Linked DNA regions of Mus musculus: region 2 is linked to region 1. A link is a loop called in an ENCODE intact Hi-C map of the cell type or tissue named here. Cell type or tissue: heart. All regions are shown on one strand. Each heading gives the region's core, and the rest is flanking DNA. Links, peaks and the distances in the headings are about the cores only. Region 1 has its middle 16 kb from the start of Tcaf3. Region 2 has its middle 27 kb from the start of Olfr449.

Region 1 (5,388 bases), core at 209-5,208:
ATTTATCCTACAAGAAATGCAGGGACCAGGGATGGAGCAGAGACTGAGGAAATGGCCAACCAAAAAACTGGCCTAACTTGAGACCCATCCCATGGGCAAACCTCAATCCCTGACACTATTAAAGGTATTCTGTTATGTTTGCAGACATGAGTCTAGCAGGGCTGTCCTCTGAGAGGCTCCATCCAGCATCTGACTCAGATGGATCCAAACACCCACAGCCAAGTGGATGGAGCTTGGAGACACCTATGGAAGAATAGGGAGAAGGACTGTGGGTTTGAAGGAGATAGGAACTCCACTGGAAGACCAACAGAGTCAACTAACCTGGACCCTTGGGGCTCTCAGAGACAACCACCAACCAAAGAAATACATGGGCTAGATCTAGGTCTCACACATCTATGCACCTGCTATGGAGCAGATGTGCAGCTTAGTCTTCACGTGGGTCCCAAACAAATGGAGCAGGGGCTATCCTGAAAGCTGTATGTGGGATATGTTACTTTAGCTGGATTGCCTTGTCTGACCTCAGTGGAAGAGGATGTGCCTAACTCTACAGAGACTTGATGTTTCCTGGTGGGGGATACCCAGGACCTTCCAGCCTCTCAGAGGAGAAGGGAGGGGGAGAGGAGGAAGGATTGTGGAAGGGGATGACAGGGAGGGGGCGAAGAGTCGGGTGTAAATTGAATAAATACTAAAAAAGGGGGGTTAATTTAATTCTGGTATTGAGATGTGAGACATTCGGGGTATGACTAGGATTAGGTAAATTATTAGGATAAATTCCTCTAGTGCAGCACACACACACACTGTCTGTGTATTCCTTGTGTTTTGTCCTGTTCACATAGACATGTTCCATGAAGAAGGCCATTGTAAGATTTGGCACTTTAACTTTACACCTCCACAGCTGTATACCAACTAGCCTTGTCAGGTGGCTACCTCTAGTATTGTGTTATAGCAAAGAAAACCAGAGTGATGCATACTGGATATTTCTCTCTGAGTAGAGTGATTTTGTTTGTTCAGCTCAAGAGGCGGTTGCATCTGGCCAAGTGACCTTTTCTGAGCCAAATATAACATCAGCTTTTATTGTGGTTCCGTGATATCTTGGGTTTCATATTACTTCTTTTCTCCACTGAGAGGGAGGACACTAATTTATGCATACTCCAGATATGGGCGGTCCATGTGCTCACAGATAGGCACTAGGAGAACCAGGAATGTTAAACACACAGCGTTGTCTGATCAAAGGGAGAGATGTATAATCTGCTTTCTACCCCAATGGCTGGGAGCAGATGCAGTAAATAGTCTGTGATATTTACACTGTGTGGCTGGATCTTCTCCCAGACCCTTATCGTGGCCTGTCATTCTATAAAACCCATCTTTATGGAGGCTGTCACATATAACCAACCTATAGAACTAATCTTTATTAAAGATTTCACCTGTACTTTACAATGATTTCTGATGCACTCATATGTTAAGCTTCATTGTGCTCATGGACTGAATTATTTATCACCAGGAAAACTTCCTCCAAATTATGCTGTGCTTAAACATGCCTAAAATAAACTAATTGGGTCAGATTCCTGAAGTTTGAATTAACACTAGCTACTTAGTTATGTTGAATCAAACTACCTTCTAGCCACCCTCAGAGACCCTCACACCCAGAGGACTGGATAGGAGAAGTCTGTCCAAATATGAAATGGCATATTTCTATTAGTTATAAAGTCACAATGACCTGCAAATGTTTTCTTTGGAAGATGATGTTTAAGTGAGAGAAGCCATGTTTGTTTTCAGTGTATATTTCTTTGCAGTCTAGACGTAGATGTCTTGATAGCTCAAACCATGTGACATCAGTTTTTAAAAGTTCTTGAACTGATTACTTCTAATAATTATTTATTCTTTGGAAATATAAATTTAAGGAGGTGCTATTTAGATATACTGCATGTATTTAATTGGTGAAGGTAAAGCTGTTGTATCTTAAGACCCTAAATCCATTCTTGCACAATATTGTGAATGATGGTTTATGTAAACATTTTACTCCAACTAAAGCATACTAATTTGGGAGAATGTTAGAGACAGAAAATTAAAATCATATTGAAAAATACTTTGCTTCAAGAGAGGGGCAACATAACATTTCTTTTTAACTAAAACCAGAAGAGAGGCTGAGTTTGCCCCATAGAGCACTTTCCTTTATATTTAATGGGGGAGAAGCTGTAATGTTTGTGAGTGGACACAAGGGGGAGAGCAAAACAGTAGGTGACACAGAAAGTACTGTAAGGCCCATTCACCATAGAAATTATGCAATTCCCCTTACTTGGGTTTGTTATGTCCTTTTAGCAGTGTTCCTCAGTGGGAGGCTATTTGGTGGTTCACTTAGTGAGATAAAATACCAAAGTTCTGTTTTTCTGACACTAACCATCCATTCTGTTAACAAGTTAGTGATTCTATCCCATTCTGCAAAGGGCATAGAGGTAGGGTGTTTTTTGTCTTCTTTACAACTAGTAATAAGTACTTCCCTGAACCTTGTTAGGGTGACTTCTTACATCAAATTGCATCCTTCATGCTAGCAATATAGAAGGTTGGGTTTTCCTGTCCAATATAGTAACAATTCAGTTGGAGTGTCCTTAAAAAAAGTTACCCCAAACTTAAGTCCATCTTTCTCTAAGACTCTAGAGAACTCTCATTTTTGGAGGCTTTAAACCCTCTCGGGTAGGTGGAACAAGATGTTAATCATACCCTAAGGCAGTGATTCTCAACCTATGGCTTGTGACCCCTTTTGGGGGAATCTAACAACTCTTTTACACAGATTGCCTAAGACCGTGGGAAAACACACATATTTACATTGCAATTCATAACAATAGCACAATTACAGTTATGAAATAGAAACAAAATAATGTTATGGTTGGGGGTGGTCACCACAACATGAGGAACTGTATCAAATGGTTGCAGTATTAGGAAGGTTGAAAACCACTGCTCTAAGGTATGTGTGCCTTGGATAGATGACCTTTAACATCCAGTAATCATTTTCTGCTTGAATCCAGACTCTGTGGTCCAGAAGCTGAGGAGGGTTTGATGGAGACAGTATCATGCTACCAGCAGGTTGGCACTGTCCTGTCAGAAGATCTGGAATCAAACTGCCAGAATCAGAAGTTCAGCTTTTCTGTTTCTCATCTTTGTATCTCTATTTTCTCCTCCAGAAGTGGGGACAGTAACACAATTTCTTATTTGGTTCCTGTGGAAAAAAATAAACACAGAGCATTTTATTTTATTTTATTTTTTAACTTATTTTTTTTTTATTAATCATTCCATTTGCTTATATCTCAAATGATATCCCACTTCCCGGTTACCCCTCCGCCACCCTCCCCCATCCCACACTGCCCTCCGTTTTGCCTGTATGAGAGTGCTCCCCACCCACCCACCTTCTCCTGCCCTGCTCCAAGCTTCCAGCATCCTCCTACTCTGGGGGCATCAAACTTCCCCGGGACCGAGGGCCTCCCCTCCAGTTGCTGTGAGGCAAGGCTCTGCTACATGTGTATCTGGAGCCATGGATCCCTCCAGGTACACTCCTTGGCTGGTGGTCTAACACTGGGTGGTCAGGCCTGCCTAAGTTGTTCTTCTAAAGGGGGTTTCAGTCCCCCTCCAGTCCTCCAGTCCCTCTGCTAGCACCCCACCAGGTTCCCTGAGTTCAGTCTGATGGTTGGCTCCAAGCATCCGCCTCTGCACTGGTCAGTTGCTGGCTGGACCTCCCCAGGAACTGCCACACTTTTTTCTTGTCAGCAAGCACCTCTTGACCACAACAGCAGTGTTGGGTTTGGTGTCTGCAGACATGATTTATCCCTAGGTGGGGCCGTTCCCGGTTGGCCATTCCTTCAGTCTGTGTTCCATTTTTCGTCCCTGTTCTTTCTTTGGGCAGGAACATTTCTGGGTTAAAAAACTTTGGGATGCGTGGGTTGCCCCATCCCTTGACCAGGGACTGTGCCTATCTACTGAATGTGGTCTCCACAGGTTCTATCTCCCCCTTCTCTGCGCATTATGGCTAAAGTCAATCCCATTGGGTCCTAGGAGCCTCACGTTTCTCTGGTGTTTGGGACCCACCAGTGGCTATCCCCAGTTCCTCATCCCCCCTCCCCACCTATTTTTATTCGATTTCTTGACCCTTATACCTCTCTCACATCTCCTCCAGTTTCTGATACTGCCACCCTTATTTCCTCTTCCTCCTTTCTCACCCTCCCGTTTGTTTCCCTCTCCTTCCATCTCCCACAATCATCCTGTTCACCCCTTAGTGCAGGACTGAAACATCCACCCCATGGTCTTCCATCCTTCTCTGTTACATATGGCCAACACAGCGCATTTTAAACAGCAAACTGCTAGATCCTTGGTAGACAACACAGGCTGAGATACAGAGTTTTTAGGTTGTTTGGTTTTAGTGAAATTATATAATGACAAAGTATTTTTGTTTTGTGGTTACAGCCACCCCTTTCCCGCTAGTATAGTTCACTGACCTGATCCACAAATAACTAGTACAATTCAGAATGGCTCTTAATGACCATCCATTCACTCTACCTGTTCAAATGGTCTATTAAGGATCAGTTGAGAAATGAAAGCTGTATTTCTGAGGAGTGGACTATAAGGGCACCCTAAAGACTACATCCCTAATAAAGTTGTCTCCTGCATCTAACTTACATTTACCTGGCTGAAACACATAGGGCCTTAAGTTTCTATCCCTGCAGGAACAAGAAGGCATTGTTCTTGCCTGAACTCCATTTCTAAGTGGAGACAATTTATTTTTAATCACTATGATTGGCCTTGGTTTGGTTTTCCACTTATGTTGGATGCTAATTTCCCATGGCCTACCTTTGCTGGTTGAGTAACTGAATATTGATATTTGGTCTGTTGCTCTGTATTGTAATGCTAAATACTGGCTCTGAAGGTCTGTTTGTCTCCAGGAATGAGAGAATCCAATCTTAGACCCAAGAGACTGTGCAACCTTGCCCCAAGTTATCCCTGATTGGTGAATAACTATGCCTACAGGCTATAGCTGGGCAGAAGAAAGATAGGTGGGGTGTTTGGGTCCCAAGCTTGGGATCAAAGAAGAATGAGGAGGAGAAGGAAGAAGATGGGGAAAGGAAAGACACCATGGGTTAGATCAGTAATGAAAACATGGCCATGAGGGCTGCCTGATTGGAGTTAAGAGCATCAGAGATGGAACATAGCAAGTTATAACTCAGGGTTATTGATAGGGAAGTAGACATAATAGCCTGAAAGGTAGATATCTGTCGAGCTCTAGTGCACTAAAGGCTTATTATAAACATACAAGTTGTGTGTCTTTTATCTGGGAACTGAATGATCAAAGTCAGGATATAAACTATTAATTGCGATCAAATATTTACTATCACAATGAACACA
Region 2 (5,388 bases), core at 148-5,147, 250 kb after region 1:
AAAACCATCCAGTGGAAGAAAGACAGCATTTTCAACAATTGGTGCTGGCACAACTGGTTGTTATCATGTAGAAGAATGCGAATCGATCCATACTTATCTCCTTGTACTAAGGTCAAATCTAAATGGATCAAAGAACTTCACATAAAACCAGAGACACTGAAACTTATAGAGGAGAAAGTGGGGAAAAGCCTTGAAGATATGGGCACAGGGGAAAAATTCCTGAACAGAACAGCAATGGCTTGTGCTGTAAGATCGAGAATTGACAAATGGGACCTAATGAAACTCCAAAGTTTCTGCAAGGCAAAAGACACCGTCAATAAGACAAAGAGACCACCAACAGATTGGGAAAGGATCTTTACCTATCCTAAATCAGATAGGGGACTAATATCCAACATATATAAAGAACTCAAGAAGGTGGACTTCAGAAAATCAAACAACCCCATTAAAAAATGGGGCTCAGAACTGAACAAAGAATTCTCACCTGAGGAATACCGAATGGCAGAGAAGCACCTGAAAAAATGTTCAACATCCTTAATCATCAGGGAAATGCAAATCAAAACAACCCTAAGATTCCACCTCACACCAGTCAGAATGTCTAAGATCAAAAATTCAGGTGACAGCAGATGCTGGCGAGGATGTGGAGAAAGAGGAACACTCCTCCATTGTTGGTGGGATTGCAGGCTTGTACAACCACTCTGGAAATCCGTCTGGCGGTTCCTCAGAAAATTGGACATAGTACTACCGGAGGATCCAGCAATACCTCTCCTGGGCATATATCCAGAAGATGCCCCAACTGGTAAGAAGGACACATGCTCCACTATGTTCATAGCAGCATTATTTATAATAGCCAGAAGCTGGAAAGAACCCAGATGCCCCTCAACAGAGGAATGGATACAGAAAATGTGGTACATCTACACAATGGAGTACTACTCAGCTATTAAAAAGAATGAATTTATGAAATTCCTAGCCAAATGGATGGACCTGGAGAGCATCATCCTGAGTGAGGTAACACATTCACAAAGGAACTCACACAATATGTACTCACTGATAAGTGGATATTAGCCCAAAACCTAGGATACCCAAGATATAAGATACAATTTCCTAAACACATGAAACTCAAGAAAAATGAAGACTGAAGTGTGGACACTATGCCCCTCCTTAGAAGTGGGAACAAAACACCCTTGGAAGGAGTTACAGAGACAAAGTTTGGAGCTGAGATTAAAGGGTGGACCATGTAGAGACTGCCTTATCCAGGGATCCACCCCATAATCAGCATCCAAACGCTGACACCATTGCATACACTAGCAAGATTTTATCGAAAGGACCCAGATGTAGCTGTCTCTTGTGAGACTATGCCGGGGCCTAGCAAACACAGAAGTGGATGCCCACAGTCAGCTAATGGATGGATCACAGGGCTCCCAATGGAGGAGCTAGAGAAAGTACCCAAGGAGCTAAAGGGATCTGCAACCCTATAGGTGGATCAACATTATGAACTAACCAGTACCCCGGAGCTCTTGACTCTAGCTGCATATGTATCAAAAGATGGCCTAGTCGGCCATCACTGGAAAGAGAGGCCCATTGGACACACAAACTTTATATGCCCCAGAACAGGGGAACGCCAGGGCCAAAAAGGGGGAGTGGGCGGGTAGGGGAGTGGGGGTGGGTGGGTATGGGGGACTTTTGGTATAGCATTGGAAATGTAAATGAGCTAAATACCTAATAAAAAATGGAAAGAAAATAAATAAATAAATAAATAAATAAATAAATAAATAAATAAATAAATAAAAGAAGTTTCTATGGTACAGGAAGAATTGCATATTTTGAACAGCTTTGTAATAAAAAACTCCATGTACATGTGGGTACTAAATACTTGAATTATGACCAAGACAATTGATAAATTGACCTGTAATTTAAATTTATATTAAAACATTTTCTGATGATAATATTTTCATTTTGCTACAGGATAAATCGGTACTTCCTCTTAAAAAAAAAAAAAAAGAAATCATAATCAGAATTTAGTTAAAAAAAAAATGTTAGGACCACTTGCAGAGAATTTTATTTGGTGTTGGTGCCATCTAGTGGTCAATGTAAGTAGTGCTCAGTTAAGGATACATTGGACAGTAAGTGCTAAGCCAGCATGAGCTCCTCATCTGGTCCGATATTCTCTATTATCCAGGTAAATAAGTCAAAATCTGAAACTAAGAATCTTCCTTTGGTCTACATTAGGCCGAAAACCTTTTCTGTGAAGTGCACCTTCAGTTTGGATGCACAGTATTATAAGTCATGATTTCTCATCTCATGTGTTCTAGCATAATAGGACATGAGCATGAAGTATAATATGATGGGAAAATATTAATTATTCAGTGAATAAAGCAGATTAATGGATCATGAAGGAGACTTATGATAACAGAGTAATTAAAACGCATGATTTGGGTTTTAAAATTTTATTTTGTTTTGTTTTGTTTTTTAAGGAGAGGCAGAATTTGCACTGGATATTGAAAGGTTTGGATGGCTAGGAAACCCACAAAAGAATATTGATTGTGAAGGGAGGGGTGTACTAAGGAGCAGAGGTATAACGCAAGAAAAACAGGAAAGCAGACTTAAGTCACAAGTAAAATGTCAATCAACTGCAGAGGAAGGCTTTAAATCTCCAATGTAAAGCACTGTTCTCAGCTGATACCACACAGGAAACCAAAGGCAGACGCTCCAAGCTAGTCCCTCCAGTGCTTATAGAATCACAGCCAGACTCGAGAGTTATAAGTATATATCAAAAGTAAGGAAGAGCTGGGCAGTGGTGGAGCATGCCTTTAATCCCAGCACTTGGAGGCAGAGGCAGGCAGATTTCTGAGTTCAAGGTCAGCCTAGTCTACAGAGTGAGTTCCAGAACACCCATGGCTACACAGAGAAACCCTGTCTTGAAAAAGCAACAACAACAACAACAACAACAAAAGTAAGGAAGAATGACTATCATCAGCTATGTCAACGGGTGCTTCCTGCTTGGTGAAAATATTTCCACTGGGCGCTTATACATGGAATTAAAATGCATAATAGTTCAAATTATGTGAAAAAATCTGAACAAAGTGTGTTTTGTGAAACTGTGTTAGACAACTCATAAAATTATCTGTAGATGACAAGACAGCTGAACTGGGTCTTTGCGACACAGCATTGAGGTGAAAATGACCATTACTAAGAAGTTCATATATTTACTATTATTTGTGATTTTCTTAAAGATATGACCTTGCAATGCAGTCCTGGCCCGCCTGAAACTCACTGCAGAACCTAAAATAAACTTTATCTCCTGTGTCTGGTTCTACCTCCCCATCGCTGAGATTAATAATGTATGTCCCTATGTTCAGCTGTTATATATGATTTTAAGAGTGAAAACAAATTCAAAGCCAACATGCAAAGAAGGAACGGGTAACCATGCTTTTTACTTTCCTTTTGTATTATTGAATCACATTTATTTTGTCTTGGTTAATCTACATCCTAGATGGACATTTCTCAAATGCCAGCCTTTCATAACAAGAAAATCCAGCACCAGAAGCCTGGACACATAAAAGAGATCTTTACAACCCATTGATTTTAAATATTTGTAGACTGGCATGGTCTTCCCTTGAAAGTAAGTAGGTAACCCCCCTTCCCTTGATTCCACATGCTTTCAGAATGGATCTAGTTCAGAGATAAGTAACAATGTAAAGTGAGAGGCCTACCTCTAAGTACTAGTAGCATGGCTGGCAATTTTGTTACATTTATCATGTAATCCATTGTGCTCTCACTGATTTTTGATAAATCCCAGTAGATATTCAGTTAGTTTACCAAAGTCTTTTTGATTCGGACTGGCTTATCACATATCTCTCCAGCCACAATTAGTAACTTAATGTTTAAATCTTAAAATTGTGATAATTTATGGTGTCTGAAGTGATTAAAAAAAAAAAAGGCCAGTTTTAAACATGATTATTCTCTTGTAGAGTTTTTATGCTGTTCATTCTTTGTACTTTCCAGTATGCTTTTAGCATCGTCCGTCCTGTGTAAGTTAAAAATGAGTAAATCTTTCTGCTGCCTACAGTGGGGTTGCATGTTGTTTATTGAACAGCTTACAGGGAAATTGTTGTGTTTAAAATGTTCATAGTCCTATTCAAGAACATGGAAGGCTTTCCACTTGACCTCTCTAAGTAGCGTTTAAACATTTCTATACCTTGTTACGTTTGAAAATTTAAAATACTTGGAAATTTTAATTCTTTAACTCATTGGTATTTGATTTTTAAACCATGTTGAGAAAAATTTTACCTGTTTTGTTTCTAGTTTTTGCAACCAGTTTTATGAATGGTTTAATCTCTGCCCTTCGCTTGGCTTTGCTTGAAAGCTCTCGTGGAATTTGCCAAGAAGGTTCATTGTCTTCTGGATTCAGAATCCCTTCTGGCACATTCACCAGATGCCTTTGTCTGTCCCATCCTCTGGCTGTCTGTGTCTTAACTTTTCCCATGATCTGATTTGGATGAGAAAAGGGAATGAATGTCTCCAGCCACTTAGGTGTCACTTTACCAGTGTGCGGGTCCTCCTTATGGAAGCAGGTCCTGCTTTAACTCCTGTTTATGGCAGTTTAGCTGTCGACGGTCTGCACTGCCACTGTGTTGTTCCATTCCTACTCATATCCTTATATCCCACTTGTGCTTTGGGTCTGGATTGAACCTCGTCTGATGTGACTTTTATGGCTGCTGCTTGCCTGGCACTCTGTTGTCCAGACTTCCCTTTCTAATTCTGAGAAATCTCTTTGGTTTACATCTTTCCTAAAAAGAGAGTAAGCTGAACTTTTTAAAAATAAGAGAAGTCTGTAAATTCTTTCAATAAGTTGTCTGTTAACATTTATTATCATGACTGAAAAATCATGATATTTGGGGTTCTATTATCTGGTCTTAGGCTGATCTTACAGCTTTGTTTTTTTGTTTGTTTGGTTTTTTTTTTTTTTGATCTTACAGCTTTAAAAAAATATTTGTTGTATTTATCCATGTGTAAAATGGCAATCAAGATTACTTTGAGTGTCTATTTTTTTTCCATGGAGGATGAATGCTCTACAAACAACAACAAAATAACAAAAGTTCTTAGGACACAAAAGTTATTAGAGGTAGCAGGAATACATTGTTCTTGGGATTGTTAAATGGCTTACCAAGGTCAATTTGGAGATTCTTCTGAGATACAGCTATAGCACTCTTGGGCATACAACTGTGCAAATATCTTCATACATAAAGCACACATGTACACACCCACATTTATCACAATACTATTCAAAATACCCAAGATCTGGAGACAGCTTAAGTCCCCAACAAAAGATCAGTAGAGAAAGAAAAAAATGCTACAGTCACACACACACACACACACACACACACACAC

The links. Peaks named below come from ENCODE experiments on the same cell type or tissue, not always from the same donor. Only the 100,000 strongest peaks of a DNase experiment are listed, where the experiment ranks them.
Region 2: a loop joins it to region 1, with 11 times the contacts of the local background. A loop is called at or near these places in 16 of 42 quality-filtered maps.

What each region holds. Positions count from the first base shown.
Region 1 is chr6:42,610,193-42,615,580 of GRCm38, forward strand. No RefSeq gene overlaps it. Among named protein-coding and RNA genes, the nearest start is that of Tcaf3, 16 kb to the left of the region's middle. In heart, for the core only: a CTCF peak has its summit at 2,211; no DNase peak of the experiment used is centred there.
Region 2 is chr6:42,858,322-42,863,709 of GRCm38, forward strand. No RefSeq gene overlaps it. Among named protein-coding and RNA genes, the nearest start is that of Olfr449, 27 kb to the left of the region's middle. In heart, for the core only: a CTCF peak has its summit at 2,085 (motif pointing left); no DNase peak of the experiment used is centred there.